Linked DNA regions of Homo sapiens: region 2 is linked to region 1. A link is a contact called in ENCODE Hi-C data. All regions are on one chromosome and are shown on one strand. Each heading gives the region's core, a stretch centred on a gene start or an enhancer-like site at or near the end of the contact. The rest is flanking DNA. Distances are from core to core; before and after follow the strand shown. Region 1 overlaps PTPN3 (protein tyrosine phosphatase non-receptor type 3). Region 2 overlaps MUSK (muscle associated receptor tyrosine kinase).

Region 1 (7,377 bases), core at 2,736-5,235:
TGCCCTATTCACCTCTCCTTCCTTAAAACCTGACATGGTTATTTGGCATTTAATAGACATTCAGTGACTATTTGGATGGATGGATGGATGGATGGATGGATGGATGGATGGATGGATGGATGGTTGGATGGACGGACGGATGGACGGATGGACGGACGGACGGACGGACAGACGGACAAATGGTTAGATGAAACTAGATGGGGCCCCGAGATACAAACTCCTAAGTTTTCACAATGGGATGCCCCCTCTGCCACTTCCACATCATGTGTCCATATCACATGAGCAACATCACACCATATTTATCTGTACCCCAAGAACTCAAACATATTTACTTTGACAAGTTTGGTAACTGTCACCTGTGAGCAGGACTATGTGGTAGGTGCCCCTGCAGGGCATCTGTCAATGAGAAATTCTCCTCAGAGAATTCAGGGATGAATTGACCGAGGTTTAGCAAGTGCTTTCTTGCCAGTGAGGTGTCTGATATCTATAGGGGAAGCCTAGACAGATTCATGATCTGTTGTTCCAGCAGGAAAGACTGTGAGCTCATAAAGCACCATACCTGAACCATATCCCCTCTGCCACTTTGATCTTGTGCCCTTGGCATTTATTACAGCCCCAGATGAGCTGTTTCCTGTGGTGACTGTCTCCACATCATAAAAATGTGTATTGGAAGACAGTCTTCTTTCTGTTACTCAAGGACCCTTATGTGAGGAGCCATGTGGGAAATTTCTCCAGGAATTTTATTCAGAAGAAACTGTGCCCTCTGGGTGAACTGGTATGAGTTCCTCTAGCGCCGTGCTATTCCAGCTGTGGCCACAGGCCAGCAGCTGCAGCACCTGAGAGCTGGTCGGAATGCAGAATCTCAGACCCACACAGGCCTGCCGAATCATACTCTGCATTCAGCAGGACCCCAGCTGGTTCCTGTGCACAGCACATTCTCAGAAGCTCTGATCTTGCAGATGAGAACCATTTAACTCGCCTTCACTTTGCACCTGAGCTTCCAGATTCCTGAGTAAATTCCTTGCTCTTTTAGAGTAACTCACCCAATCACCTCGGGTGATCCTCTTGGTACCTTGCCAAGAGGCTTTATTCTTCATTCACTCAGCATTTCAGTTGAGTACTCCCTGTGTGCCTGGTCCTGTGTTCCGAGTACTAGGAGAGGAACAGAAAGAGCACTAGGGTCTCCTGACCTTGAGAAGCTCCCAAAACAGGGCCCCTGTTCCATCACACCACAATTTGAGAGCAGGACTTTGCCTCCTTTCACAGGCGGCGGGGCGGGGAGGTCTTTAATTTTCTAGGGTTTAGGGAGAGCTTCGTGCGGGAGTGTCTCTTTCATGGGAGTGTTTCTTTCTGATGCCTGCTGCCTTTACAGTTCAGAAGCATGTGTTTTCTGGAGGGTGAATACTTGTTTGTCTGCCTGATGGTCAGTCTGTGTCTCACATTTCTCTGTCTCTGCCCCTTTCTCCCTAAGAACCAGGATGTGGTCAGTCCCACACTGGCTCTTCCATGGTGTCTTCCCCGTCCTGCCTCAGGGACAAACCTCTTCTGCTCCTTCCTCCCCCTTGTCATTGGCTCCATCCCATCCTCACCATCTTCTTGCATCCCTCATCCTGCCCCTTTCTTCACTCCACTTGTGGAATTCATGGGGCAACTCCCCTGCGCTCCTCAGCCGCACTGCATTCTGCCCAGCGACAGAGGAGGCACTAGGGCTTTGGTGCCTTCACCCCTGGCCACCCTGTGCTGTGGCCAGCTGCCACTTACTCATTGCATCTCCTCATTTGATGTCCTCTTCCTCGTCTGTCTGTCCATCTTGCACACTGAACAGAATATCACCGCGCCCTACAGAGCACCTGTGTACACAGTTGAGCAGGCCAAAAATCAGCCATTTGTTGAAATAAATGACTAAGAGTAACCCCTCCAACCCTGCTTAGAAAATAGGTTAGGGCAGGCCGGGCACGGTGGCTCATGCCTGTAATCCCAGCACTTTGGGAGGCCGAGGCGGGCAGATCACAAGGTCAAGAGATCGAGACCATCCTGACTAACATGGTGAAACCCCATCTCTACTAAAAATACAAAAAAAAAAAAAATTAGCCAGGCATTGGTGGCAGGTGCTTGTAGTCCCAGCTACATGGGAGACTGAGGCAGGAGAATGGTGTGAACCTGGCAGGTGGAGCTTGAGCTTGCAATGAGCTGAGACTGTGCCACTGCACTCCAGCCTGGGCGACAGGGCAAGACTCTGTCTCAAAAAAAAAAAAAAATAGGTTAGGGCATAAAATGACTTGGAATATAGTATTAGTACTAGCAGCAATAGTAATAGTAGTAGTACTGTTGTCATTTAGTACCATGGGCTAGTTTAGACAGACCATTGAGTTTTAAATCAAAAAAGAAAAATAGGGCTGGGGATGGTGGCTCACACCTGTAATCCCAGCGCTTAGGGAGGCCAGTGCAGGAGGATTGCTTGAGACCATGAGTTCTAGACCAGCCTAGGCAGCATAGTGAGACCCTGTGTCTACAAAAAATTTTTAAAAGGCTGGGCATGGTGGCTCACACCTGTAATCCCAGCACTTTGGGAGGCCGAGGCAGGTGGATCACGAGGTCAAGAGATCGAGACTATCTTGGCCAACATGGTGAAACCCTGTCTCTACTAAAAATATAAAAAATTAGCCGGGTGTGGTGGCGGGCACCTGTAGTCCCAGTTACTCAGGAGGCTGAGGTTGGAGAATCATTTGAACCCGGGAGGCGGAGGTTGCAGTGAGCCGAGATTGCACCACTGCATTCCAGCCTAGCAACAGAGCGAGACTTTGACTCAAAAAAAAAAAAAAATTAAAATTAGTTGGACATGGCGAATGCCTGTGGTCCCAGCTACTCAAGAGACCAAGATAGGAAGATCTCTTGAGTCAGGAAATCGAGGCTGCAGTGAGCTGTGGTCATGTAATGGCACTCCAGCCTGGGCAACAGAGCTTTACCCTACCTCAAAAGAAAAAAAAATGGATTGGGGGGGTGCAGGGAGGGAGAGAGAGGGAGACAGAGGTAGAGACAGAGACAGAGACAGACAGAACGAGAACTGGAAATACCATTTTAACTTGTTTTGTAACTGCCAAGCAGTTGCCCTTTCTGCCACTGGGTGATGCTCTTGTAAACAGTGAAACCCAGCAAAGATGCCGTATTTGGGGGGAATTTTGTAAAGCTTCCTTTTACGTAAGTGAAAGTCATGCTTTTTCAATCTGAAAACTTGTATACAACTTCAATTCCAAAATACTCTGTCTCTGAAATGCCTTCCCATCCATAACACCCTACCCCCAACCAGCCACTTGGACACCATAAGGCCAGACTCTTGTCCTACTGTATCGCTGTGTTTCTCCATTGGTCTGTCACTGAATATTTTATTCAAATAGATTGTGATTATGAATCATTCTGTGTGACTATGATACAGATTTTATATTTAAATTAGGCTCATTTAAACTCACTAGGAGAAAGAGAAGCACCAATTTCATAAAAAATCCATGGATAAGGGCTTGAAATGAAGGTCAAGAAAGAGGCAGTAGCAGCTGTCTTTTGTCTGGGTTTCACTGAATGACTTGGTCTCTGCGCTTCTCCCCTCACTTCACTTTGGATGAGGTTAGGGTGGGGCAGAGTCTTAGAATGTAGGAGAGCCCCATAGTCATCAGCTCTGTAAGGTGTCTGTGCTGGGCCTGTGGCTCCGGAAGGGGCTGGTGTGGGTGATGCAGAGACTCAAGGGTCCTGTCCTGTACAGTGACAGCAGGGATGGTTAATCCCTGTGACTCTGAGGGGTTAGAAATAGGGGTCTTGGAAGTGGGCTCTGCATGGTCTGGAGAGGGAAGAAAGGCTTAGGACGCACATCGGTCAGGTTTCTGTCTGCTAAGCCGGGGGAAAGCCATGTGACCCTGGGCAAGTTACTCAGCCTCTCCTGACCTCAGCTTCTTCATCTGTGAACTGGGAGTTAGAACAAATGACCACAAAGTTCTGTTCCGTTTTCATCATCTGTAACTCTCTAAGACAGCGCTGTCCAGCAGGACTTCCTGCCGTGGTGAAATGTTCTCTGACTGCACTGTCTCATACGGGAGCCACTGGCCGCATATGGCTAGTGAGCATGTGAAGTATGGCTGGTTTCTTGTCTTAATTTATTTAAATTTAAGTAGCCACATATAACTAGTGGCTACCATACTAGACAGTGCAGCTCCACGATACAGAAGAAACTATATTCGATAGAGGAAAATGTAACAAGATCTCAGCGTGGCAGTTCATGGATGTCACAGGCAAATCATGCCAACTAGGAATAATATAAATTCTCCTGAACGCACAACAACAACAGTCCTGTTTCCTTTGAGGAGGCAAGAGTCCTATGAAGCAGAACCATCCGCAGAAGTGAGACAGAAGGAAAAAAGCTTTCAGAAGGGATGGGCTGTGCATCTGCATGAGCTTGCCTGGCAGAGCCTGGTTCAGTAATGAAACCACCAGAGGAGCTGGACACATTTCCCTGTCACCCTTCTAAAGCAGCGGGGAAGGGAGCAAAGTTTTCAGCAGTTTCCAGATCCACCCTGCCTCCTATCCCTTTTCCCCAAAACCATGTGACAGTGTCTAGGCCAGATGCGGTCAGGGGTGGTCAGTGGGCCCTGGGTGTACTCAAATCCCGCTGACAACCTATGCAGCTGAGGTTCCAGGGAAACATACAGCCCCCAGCTGCCAGGCCCCTACAGTCAGTAGTGTTTGCTCTAATAAAATATTAACCCAGTTATTAATATCTCCTCCTTCCCCATGATGAAGGAGTTTATCCGAGAACAATCCGGCACAAAGCTACCTGACCCAGAAGTCATCCAGTTCTGTGTCTCCATCTTCAAATGCTCCAGGCTCCTGCTCACCTGACGGCGTTGATCAGCAGCTCTTAGATGACTTCCACAGGGTGACCAAAGGGGGCTCCACCGAGGACGCCAGCCAGTACTACTGTGACAAGGTGAGCGAGCGCAGGCAGCCGGGTGATCCACACACCCAGGGCTTCCCGGCCTCTTGTGGGCAGCTGAGTAGCTCTAACTAAATGAAAATATCTTATCACCAACTGCTGGAGAGAGATGTGATGCAAATGACCACTTTCAAACCGTTTTCCAGAATGATAATGGTGACAGCTACTTAGTCTTGATCCGTATCACACCAGATGAAGATGGAAAATTTGGATTTAATCTTAAGGTATGTTGTGTATTTATAAAGGAAGTTTTGTGCTGGGAAGCAATCTTTCAATGAGTTTTTAATTTGCATTACAAATGTGCTGCATTCCTGAGCTACATAAGGAAGTTGGTTCAACCCTCAGAATTGAGAGTTGGGGGTTTTTTTTGTTTTTGTTTGGTTTGAGATATTTGGGGTTTTTTTTGTTTTTTTTTAAAAACTCACTTTATCGCCCAAACCTAGAGTGCAGTGGCACGATCGCAGCTCACTGCAGCGCTGACCTCCCCAGGCTCAGGTGATCCTCCCACCTCAGCTGGGACTATAGGGATGCACCACCATACCCAGCTAATTTTTTTCATATTTTTTGTAGAGATGGGGTTTCACCATGTTGTCCAAGCTGGTCTCAAACACCTGGCAATCTACTCACTTTGGCCTCCCAAAGTGCCGGGATTACAGGCGTGAACCACCGCACCCAGCCTAGAATTGAGAGGTTTTTTTTAATGTGGCCTTAACAGCTGCCGAAGGCCAAGTGCCTGCTCTGTGCCTGGCATTGGCTATCCACTAGATTCATAGCACCTTCTTAAGTTCTGATAACAAGTGGTAAGGTCAGTATTTTTAAACCCATTTTGCAAATGAATACTGAGGTTCCCAGAAATGAGGGCACACAGTTGGCAAACAGATCTACCCACTTCAGGAATGCTATTAAGAGAACCCCTCAGCATTGCTAAAGCTGATAAGAGAAAAACAATTCAAGTTCAACCTGCAGGGCCACCACTCTCCTCCAGGCACCTTTAAGCAGGATCTGCAAACTAAACCCACAGGCCAAATCCCATCTGTTTCTGTAACTAGTTTTTTTGGTAACAGCCACAGCCATTTGTTTACTGGTGGGTTAATGACTGCAGAGTTGAGCAGTTGAATCAGAGCCCTCACTCCCACAAAGCCTCTCTGGCCCTTTACAGAAAACGTTTACTCATCCCTACTCTAGGACAAAGTGAGGGCAGGTGGTCGCCTACCCCCCAGCTGCCATCATGCACAGCCTCATCTGCCCCAGCAGCTGTGTTGAGGACCAGCGCTCACAGGCCAGATGCGCTCACAGGGTGTGCCCCCTTCCCAGGCCTCGCTCGCCTCTGCTGAAAGCCCCTATATATATATATATAAAGCCCATATATATATATATTAAAGCCCATATATATATATAAAGCCCATATATATATATATATATATATTTTTTTTTTTTTTTTAATTATTATAAGTTCTAGGGTACATGTGCACAACGTGCAGGTTTGTTCTAGCAGCACTCGAAGACATGCTGTGGAGTCCCTCTCTGGGGGCATCTGCGTTTTTAAGGAGGAGCTTCTCTCTGAGTGTATCTGTTAGTTCATGGACTGTGGGGATGGCAGAGGGAGGCTTCTGAACAGAGTCCTGGTCAGCCCGCTGGATCCAGAGGGGTCAGGAATTTGTTCCATATTTCTGAAATGACGTGTGATTCGAATCAGTCATAGTGAAGTTTGAAGCCTCCCTGTACCAAAGACTCACATTTATTGGTACCTCCATGTTGTTGATGCTGTGAGCTACTCGTTTTTTTGTTTGTTTGTTTGTTTAACTTAAAAAACTTTGTTTTGTTTTTATTTTAAAATGTTTACAGGGAGGAGTGGATCAAAAGATGCCTCTTGTGGTATCAAGGATAAACCCAGAGTCACCTGTAAGTAAATACATTCCATGTTATTCCTCGTGTTTGTTTGTTTCCCCCTAATTCTAACAGGTTTCTGTTTCTGAGTCCTGTTTCTTTTTTTGCCAGAGCAAAGAATGTGCTTAGATATACATCACCATGTTTTCTATAACCTTGCGGCTCAGTGTGGTCTTTGAAGCCATAGCACCCATGTTACCTGGGACCTCATTAGAAATGCAGCATCTCTGGCCTCAGCTTAGGCCTGCTGAACCGGAATCTGCATTTTTAACAAGAGCCTTGAGTGGTTAGTGTGCATTCAATTTTGAGAAGTCCTTTTCAAGAGAAGGAAACTTAGGCAGTCTGCTGTTCTGCTCACTCTAAGTGGGCACGTGGGCCCTGTGCCTCTTCTCACCATCTTTCCACCAGTGCCCCTTTTGTCATCTGTGTAGGCCTCCTAAGAAGAGCATTTGCTTTGTTTTTCTTTCAAATTTATTTTATTGTTTTTAGGCCAGGCATAGTGGCTCACACCT
Region 2 (7,377 bases), core at 2,904-5,403, 1.4 Mb before region 1:
TGTCAAGGCTTAAGTCTGCCATTTTATTTGTTGCTTTTTATTTGCTCTGTTTTTTTTTTTTTTTTCTGTTTTCTTGTTCTTGCCTTCCTGTGGGTTACTTGAACATTTCTTAGAATTCTGTCTTGATATATCTATAGTGGGTTTTGTTTGTTTGTTTGTTTTTGAGACACAGTCTTGCTCTGTCACCCAGGCTGGAGGGCAGTGGTGTGATCTCGGCTCATTGCAACTTCTGCCTCCCGAGTTCAAGCTTTTCTCCTGCCTCAGCCTCCCAGGTATCTGGGAGGCATGTGCCACCACACCCAGCTAATTTTTGTATTTTTAATAGAGACAGGGTTTTGCCATGTTGGCCAGGTTGGTATTGAACTCCTGACCTCAGGTGATCCACCTGCCTTGGCCTCCCAAAGTGCTGAAATTACAGGTGTGAGCCACCGCACCTGACCAATAGTGTTTTGAAGTGTATCTTTTTGTGGAGTTTTGTTATGGTTGCTCTAGGGATTACATTATACATGCATTATACAGTACGTATGTAACTTATCACAGTTACTAGTGTCGACATTTTACCAGTTCAAACAAAGTGTAGAAAGGACCTCCTTTTATATCGCTTTAGCCTCCTATGTTTATAATATATTGCCTTAAATATTTCCTCTATATGCATTTAGAGCTCAGAGGCATGAAAGTCTGAGTTGTGGAAGAGGACTTTTCTGACTCACACCTGTGGGAAGTTTGAGCTCCTTATTACACCTGGTGAGGGAGAAGTCTAGGATCCACACTCGGTCTTTGCTGGCGTGGGTGGAGGTGAGGCCATTTTTTTTGTTTGTTGTGTGTGTGTGCGCGCGTGGTGTTTGGCTAGAAGAGAGCAATTATTGTCTAAAAGGTTTCTGTCTTGCTAGGTGCCCTTTTCCTGGTGTTTTGTCTAAAGATAGCAGGCTTTAGTTGGGGCTTTTTTTTTGTTTGGTTTTTTTTTTTTTGGTATATGCCCGCTGGCGTTTCTGTGTTGCTGGCTTCTTCAGCTTCAAGTTTGAGATAGCTGAGGCCCAAAGAAAACCCAGAGAGCTCACCAGAATGTCATTCCTTGACTCTGTCTTCTTCCTAGATGAACTGTCTACTTCTCTCTACTTTTCCACGTTGGTTTTCTATGTGATGTTCGGGTTTTTAGTTGTATTTAGTGGAAGGAAGAGGAAAAAGCACATCCACCCCCTCTTCTTATAAGTAGAAGTCTACTGTGTAGATTTTTATATCTTTGAATGTTGACCCAAGTGAATGTATTACTATTAAAAATAATTAAATAAAAAATAATGCAATGAAAACAGTAAAAAGCAGATAGGAGATGTAATGAATTACAAAATCAGATTAAGACATTTACCTATCTCAGAAGAAATTGATATAAAATGTATACAATGAGGCTAAAGATAATAAATATGGAGGGTAGATCTAGAACATACATTGTAACAGGATTCCCAAGAAAAACTAGACTGTTCCAGGATCCACACTCAGTCCAGGTGGAGAACAATCAGTAGAAGACAAACAGTAGAACATACTTGACAATTCACAAACTGCCCAAAAACAGCTGGTAAAAAATCTGAAAAGCAAACAATATCTGCAGGAATTTAAAAGAAAAATCAAATTTAAACAGGGAGCTAAAGTTTCTCAGTTATCAAACTGGCTAAGAATTAAATTTGATGACATGCTAAATTAGCTGAAGTATCAGAAATAAGCACTTTCAAACATTGCTATTGGTTGTGTAAATTGTTGCAAGATTTCTGGAGGGTAATTTTGTAACATATATTAAAATTCCTAAAAAGGTTTATTGCATCTGACCTAATTATGTTAGTTCTATTGCTGTATCTGCAGGAAATAGTAAAAAGATCTGTGTAATGATTTAGCTATAGTATGTCAGTTTTCTATATAATTGCAAAAAATTAGACACAATTATATTAGCAAAGTCCTTGGAAGTATTTACTGTGTATTAGGTACCTTTCTAAGCCTTTTCTACTTATTAAATCATTTAATCTTTCCAATAACCTATGAGCTTGGTGCTATTCTTATTCTCTTTTCATAAATGAGGAAAATTGAACACAAAGGGGTTAAGTAAATTGCTAGGATTTGACAGGCAGCAGACTCAGCCCTGAGTCCATATATTTCAACACTCCATCTGCTGCCTGTCTTGATAACACTTACGCAACCTCCATATACATTTGATAACATGTATGCAACATCTAATGATTTATTATGTCATCACCAAAATAATGCACACATTGATATTTAAAATATAAAAAAGTTCTAAATTTATTGTTAATGGAAAGCTGTTAGGTTAGTAAATAATACAAAACAATCTTAGAAAAAAAATCTAAGTGTAGATTTTTGAAGTGTAGAATATTTATGTCAAACAATTAATGATTTTTCCTTTAGGGCTGTGTTGTTCTGGAATCATCTTCTAGTTTCTGTTGTGAATATAATGTATTACCTGTTAATGCTAAGTTTGGCCAAGTGCCAGATAAATTCACAGTTATTGCAATAAGAAAATAGATCTTTCATAAGAATAACTAAATTTTCTCAGAGTTCTCTGAAATTGGATGAGTAGATACCTACTTTCTTCCAAAATTGTCTCAAGTATACAAAAATTAAAAACTAGTTTCATATAGCTTTGCAAAGCTTATTAGAAAGAGGTTGACAGTTATAGAAACAGAGATAAAGATGTTTTCCCTAAAATATTTGAGGTTTATTATTTAAAAATGTCTTAAAAATTATGTCTCCAAATTGCTTGAACCTGGGAGGCAGAGTTCTGGTGAGCCAAGATCACGCCACTGCGCTCCAGCCCAGGCAACAGAGCAAGACTCTGTCTCAAAAAAAAAAAAAAAAAAAAAAAGTGTCTCCTTGATTTCTCAAATAATTGAGAAATTATTTGAGAAATGAATGAGAAATAAATAAGAGTTGATCTACCATTTGATACAGCAATCCCATTTCCTTTGGTATACACTTAAAGGAAAATCAATCATTCTGCCAAAAGGCACATTGTACCCATACGTTCATTGCAGCACTATCCACAATAGCAATGATGTGGAATCAACATAGTTGCCTATCAATGGTTGATTGGATAAAGTAAATGTGATACATATACACCATGGAATACTATGCAGCCAAAAAGAACAAAATCATGTCCTTTGCAGCAAAATGGACACAGAAACAGAAAAGTAAATACTAAATGTCCTCAAGTATAAGTGGGAGTTAAACATTGAGTACACATGGACATAAAGATGGGAACAAAAGACACTGGGGAATACAAGAAGGGGGAGGTCTCTGAAGAAGGGAGGCAAGGGTTGAAAAACTATCTATTGGGTACTATGCTTACAACCCGGGTGACAGGTTTAGTTGTACTGAAAACATCAGCACTACACAACATGTCCACATAACACACTCGCCCATGTACTCCCTGAATCTAGAATGAAAGTTGAAGAAAAAAAAGGAATATAATACCCTCTGCCTCCAAAAAAAAAAAAAAAATGTGTTTCCTCAGGCATTTCCTGGTCATCTTTGCTTTGTTCTTAGAAATGAAATTTATTTGTGGTTTTTTGCTCTCTCAGTGTCACTCCTCTGTAAGTCTTTCTCTCATCTTTGATCAGTTTATTTTTTCTTACCTGTCACTTCTGAGGGTACTCTGGGAATGGGCTAAAATTAGGGCAGCTGCTTTTTTAGGTTGCCATAAACAAAGCAACTGAGTGATGTCAGGCAGAATGATGCTGAGAGTCTCCTGAGAAGGTGATCTGAGTCAGAAAGTGACTTAAACGAGTGAAGAGAAGATAAATACATAATACTAATGGACTGTCTTAAGATTCTTAAATATAATGCATCCAAATAATTTTAAAAATCAAGATAGCAGAAGAAGAGGTGACTTTAAATTATGTTTCATCCATACTTGAGTAAAGCATCAATTGAAATAAGAAGGAGCATCACACTAACCACCACGGTGTCAACATGGCTAAAAAAGAAAGTCAGAAAGCAGTGTCATGCCAACACTTCTAATTTTAATCACAGCTCTAAATGGTCAAGAACACACCCAGAAAATGATAGTGTGTATCTAAGTCTGGGTTTTTTTGTGGTTAACATCTCTCTGACGTAACCTTAGATACTACAGGTGGTTTCTCTTCTTATGGGCAAAATGCTATATACGGTGTGTACTTTCCAGAGACTGTGGTTTGAAAGAGCAATGCTGGCCAGTTGCATAATTACAGGTCTGACGATGAAGGTTGTAAGAAAAACTAACCCTGTTGAATCTCTTAGAAGTTTTTAATTAAGAGGGATTCTGTAAAGAAGACATGTAACGGCTTACAGGTAAAGGCTTACCTTGATTTTGCTTCATTCAGAGGACATGACCTCTTAGAAGGCAAGGTAAACATCTAGACACACATAAATCTTTGTTTGTAATGATAAGAAATGTACTGGCAAATATATCAGACCCCCACACCTATGGGTCTTTCCTGTTGATGTAGTTTCTGACCTTCCAATATGTAATGACTCAGTACTGAAGGCCAAGTGCGAGTGGTGAGTGGTTTCTCTGGTGATCTATACCAAAATAAGGGCTTATAAGTGTTCTATCTTGGTGGCTGTGCTACTGAAATAGATCTGAAACAAGTAAAAGAATAGTTACCTGAAATACACTTGCTATAAAGCTTTGACTCCACTCTAACCGGGATACCTCTTCACAATAAAGAACACTATGGTTAAAATGATGGAATGAGCACCATATCGAGTTCTCCTCTCCCAGATTCTCATGGAGTGACACATAGACCACGCAGAAAAGGAAACAGTCAATCGTGCTGCAAATCAGGAATGGGTAACAGATAAATGCAACCCATTTGCAGCTGGGGAATTTCTGCCAGCTGTAATGGGAATGGGCAAGGGTATTGAGAGCTATTAAAATGGATACAATCTACCCTCTTTAGAATGAGTACGTAAGTCAGCAGCACTAGGACACTGCAAGTGTGTATTTGCACTGGAGAGGCTCTGAGACTCCTCCTCGGTATCAAGGCAACACCAAGCTCCATAGCAGTTTTCAGCTTTGCTCCTAGATCAAGCAGAAAGCCTAGTCCTGAGGAGGAGAATCTAAAGCTATCATCTATAACACACAGTTAGAAATGTGAGTGTAAAGTTGGGGAGAGAGGTTTGAACTAAAAATAAAAAAATCTCAGCATACAGATGGCATTTATAGCCTTGCAACCAGAAGAGATCACTAGGGATGAATACAGATAAAAGGGAGATGTCATCCAAGGATTGAGGTGTGGGCTGTTCCAACATTAAGAAACAGGAAAAGAAGGAAAAAAGAAATCTGGAGGCAAACAAGACGAAGGAGTGAACCGATAACTCCTAAACTATTTCAACTATTCCAGAGAGGACTCTTGATGAACATGGTAGTAAGAGGCTTTTCTTTTCCCCTCAAGATTTCCCCAATATGACAGTAAATGTATATGAATAAGAATCAATCTATGTACATGCTGAAACCAATCCAAGTGCCATCACTTTGACAAATATTCAAAAAGCGGAAAGTATCTTAGTGTTCTTATCCATGGGTAAGACAAGGCACAGGAAAAACTAAATTGCAGCTTTTGCAATACACACAAGCCAAGCGTGAGGGGAGGGGAGATGTGATTTCACATGTATAAAGTCTCCATGCTCTGAGTCAGCAAATACAGAGACAGGGGTGGGCTGTGGGTTGTCAATCAGGATGGTCGACTAGAAGATTGTGTATAGAGCAGGTGGGCCAAGAGGCCTCATGTCTATCCCTGTAAACTGCTATCTGAATAGATCAATTTGCCTGAGAGGTCGTTGGTGTGGGTTTGAAGGGTCCTAGGTGTGAGGCAATACAGAAAATGGGGAGAATATCATACTCTTTTGGGTAATGGAAGCAGTGAAAGAATAGCAAGTAGCTCTCCCTGGGAGTGAAATACGTCAAAATATTGTATCTCAGAGTACAGTCTTCCATCACTTTGGAACTGTGGGGATTCTGACTCAGGCTGCCTATACTTCCCTATGAGCCACATAATCAGAGCCCAGAGGTAGCCATCCCACGGAAAAGAGGTCACACTGGGTGAATATACCAACAAAACAGCAAAGGGACCCCACTTCTACTACCAATACGAACCAGAGCAACTCTTCATTTGTAATTATGTATGGTGAATAAAAAAAATCATCAAAATAATTTTCGGAAAAAAGGGCACGAAAGAAGAGAGGCAGAAGAAAAAGGAAAAATAAATATCAGGAAGAGAAGCGAATGTAAAAGTTTTGTGATTTTTAAAAATATTTCTTCCATAAAATAGAGGAAATAAGAATTAATGTATATTAAATTTATCTTATCAAATTAAAATAATGGAATACCATTATTTGGCAATGCATAAATACATGATCACATAATTGCAGATATTTTATTTTTGTTTTTTGATGTTTAGAATCAATCTAGTCAAAGCACCTAAATCTTAATTTGTTCCAGAACAAAATGCAAATATTACAGATTCATAGAAATGAACATATAGTTGACAGCGTAGAAATAGGTGTATAGTTGACTGATTGTGAGAGTAGAGAGCAGGGAGAAGTGATGGAGGGAAATTTGGAAGCTCTAATTTTATGTAGCACAATCCAGAATCAGTAGGTAACCTTTATTTAGAAATATTTGTGAAAGTTGTGATAAACAATATAACATTAGAAGTTAACATATCTCAGGAAAAAGAAAGGGAGTTTGAGTCAGAGTGCTGCATATTTTTAAAAAATTGATCAATTCAGAAAGAGAAATGCAAACCTATTTGTTAGAATTGCACTGGTAATCACCAGAAGAACTAACACTATAAATGGGTGAAGTGGTTAGCACTTAGGCTGGGACTAGAGATGAAAAGGAAGAAGGGAACTTTTATTATTTTTTTAATTTTTACCCTCTTGTGAGTTTTTTTAAACAACATTTTTATGTATTACTTTCATAAATAACAATTATTTAAAAATAAACTAACCAAGATTATAGAGAAAAACTCCTGAGTTTTTCCTAATACAATGCTAATACAAATGCTAATGCCAATACAAAACTCTAACAGAGATGAAAATGATAAACTTTTAATTTTATGAACTTAATATTGATGCAAATATATGTAAATTAATTTGGTAGTTAAGTAGAAGATTGATATGATTCGCCCAAAAAGTTTATTCCTAGAAGACAAGGATATCGCTACATTAGGAAATAAATTCATACAATTGAACATATTAACAAATCCATTAGGGAAAAAAGCCACAATCATCTGAATGGACGGAAAAGTCAACATTCTTTTCTGATTGATAAAACCTACAATAAAAGACAAATAGAAGTCTATATTTTTAACATGATAAAAGTAGTTGAAACAT

What was found. Hi-C counts contacts between places; a loop is a spot of excess contacts on that map. Pooled maps may share reads with other maps.
Region 2: a loop to region 1 is called in a map with no recorded cell type, with 21 times the contacts of the local background. The contact joins two enhancer-like sites. A Hi-C loop is called at or near these places in 7 of 37 single-sample maps with no recorded cell type and 3 of 50 pooled maps.

Annotation. Positions count from the first base shown.
Region 1 is chr9:109,407,824-109,415,200 of GRCh38, reverse strand. It overlaps PTPN3 (protein tyrosine phosphatase non-receptor type 3), which reads left to right. Exons shown (of 26, transcript NM_002829.4): 15 at 4,786-4,972; 16 at 5,125-5,202; 17 at 6,824-6,880. Among named protein-coding and RNA genes, the nearest start is that of PTPN3, 87 kb to the left of the region's middle. RefSeq lists enhancers at 3,247-3,346, 3,867-3,986. Within about 2 kb of position 3,985, at least 2 of the 41 ENCODE cell types and tissues checked have a DNase peak (open chromatin) inside an H3K27ac peak, as active enhancers do.
Region 2 is chr9:110,805,572-110,812,948 of GRCh38, reverse strand. MUSK (muscle associated receptor tyrosine kinase) reads right to left here. Exons shown (of 15, transcript NM_005592.4): 15 at 6,391-7,377. Among named protein-coding and RNA genes, the nearest start is that of MUSK, 140 kb to the right of the region's middle. RefSeq lists an enhancer at 4,177-4,226. Within about 2 kb of position 4,153, at least 2 of the 41 ENCODE cell types and tissues checked have a DNase peak (open chromatin) inside an H3K27ac peak, as active enhancers do.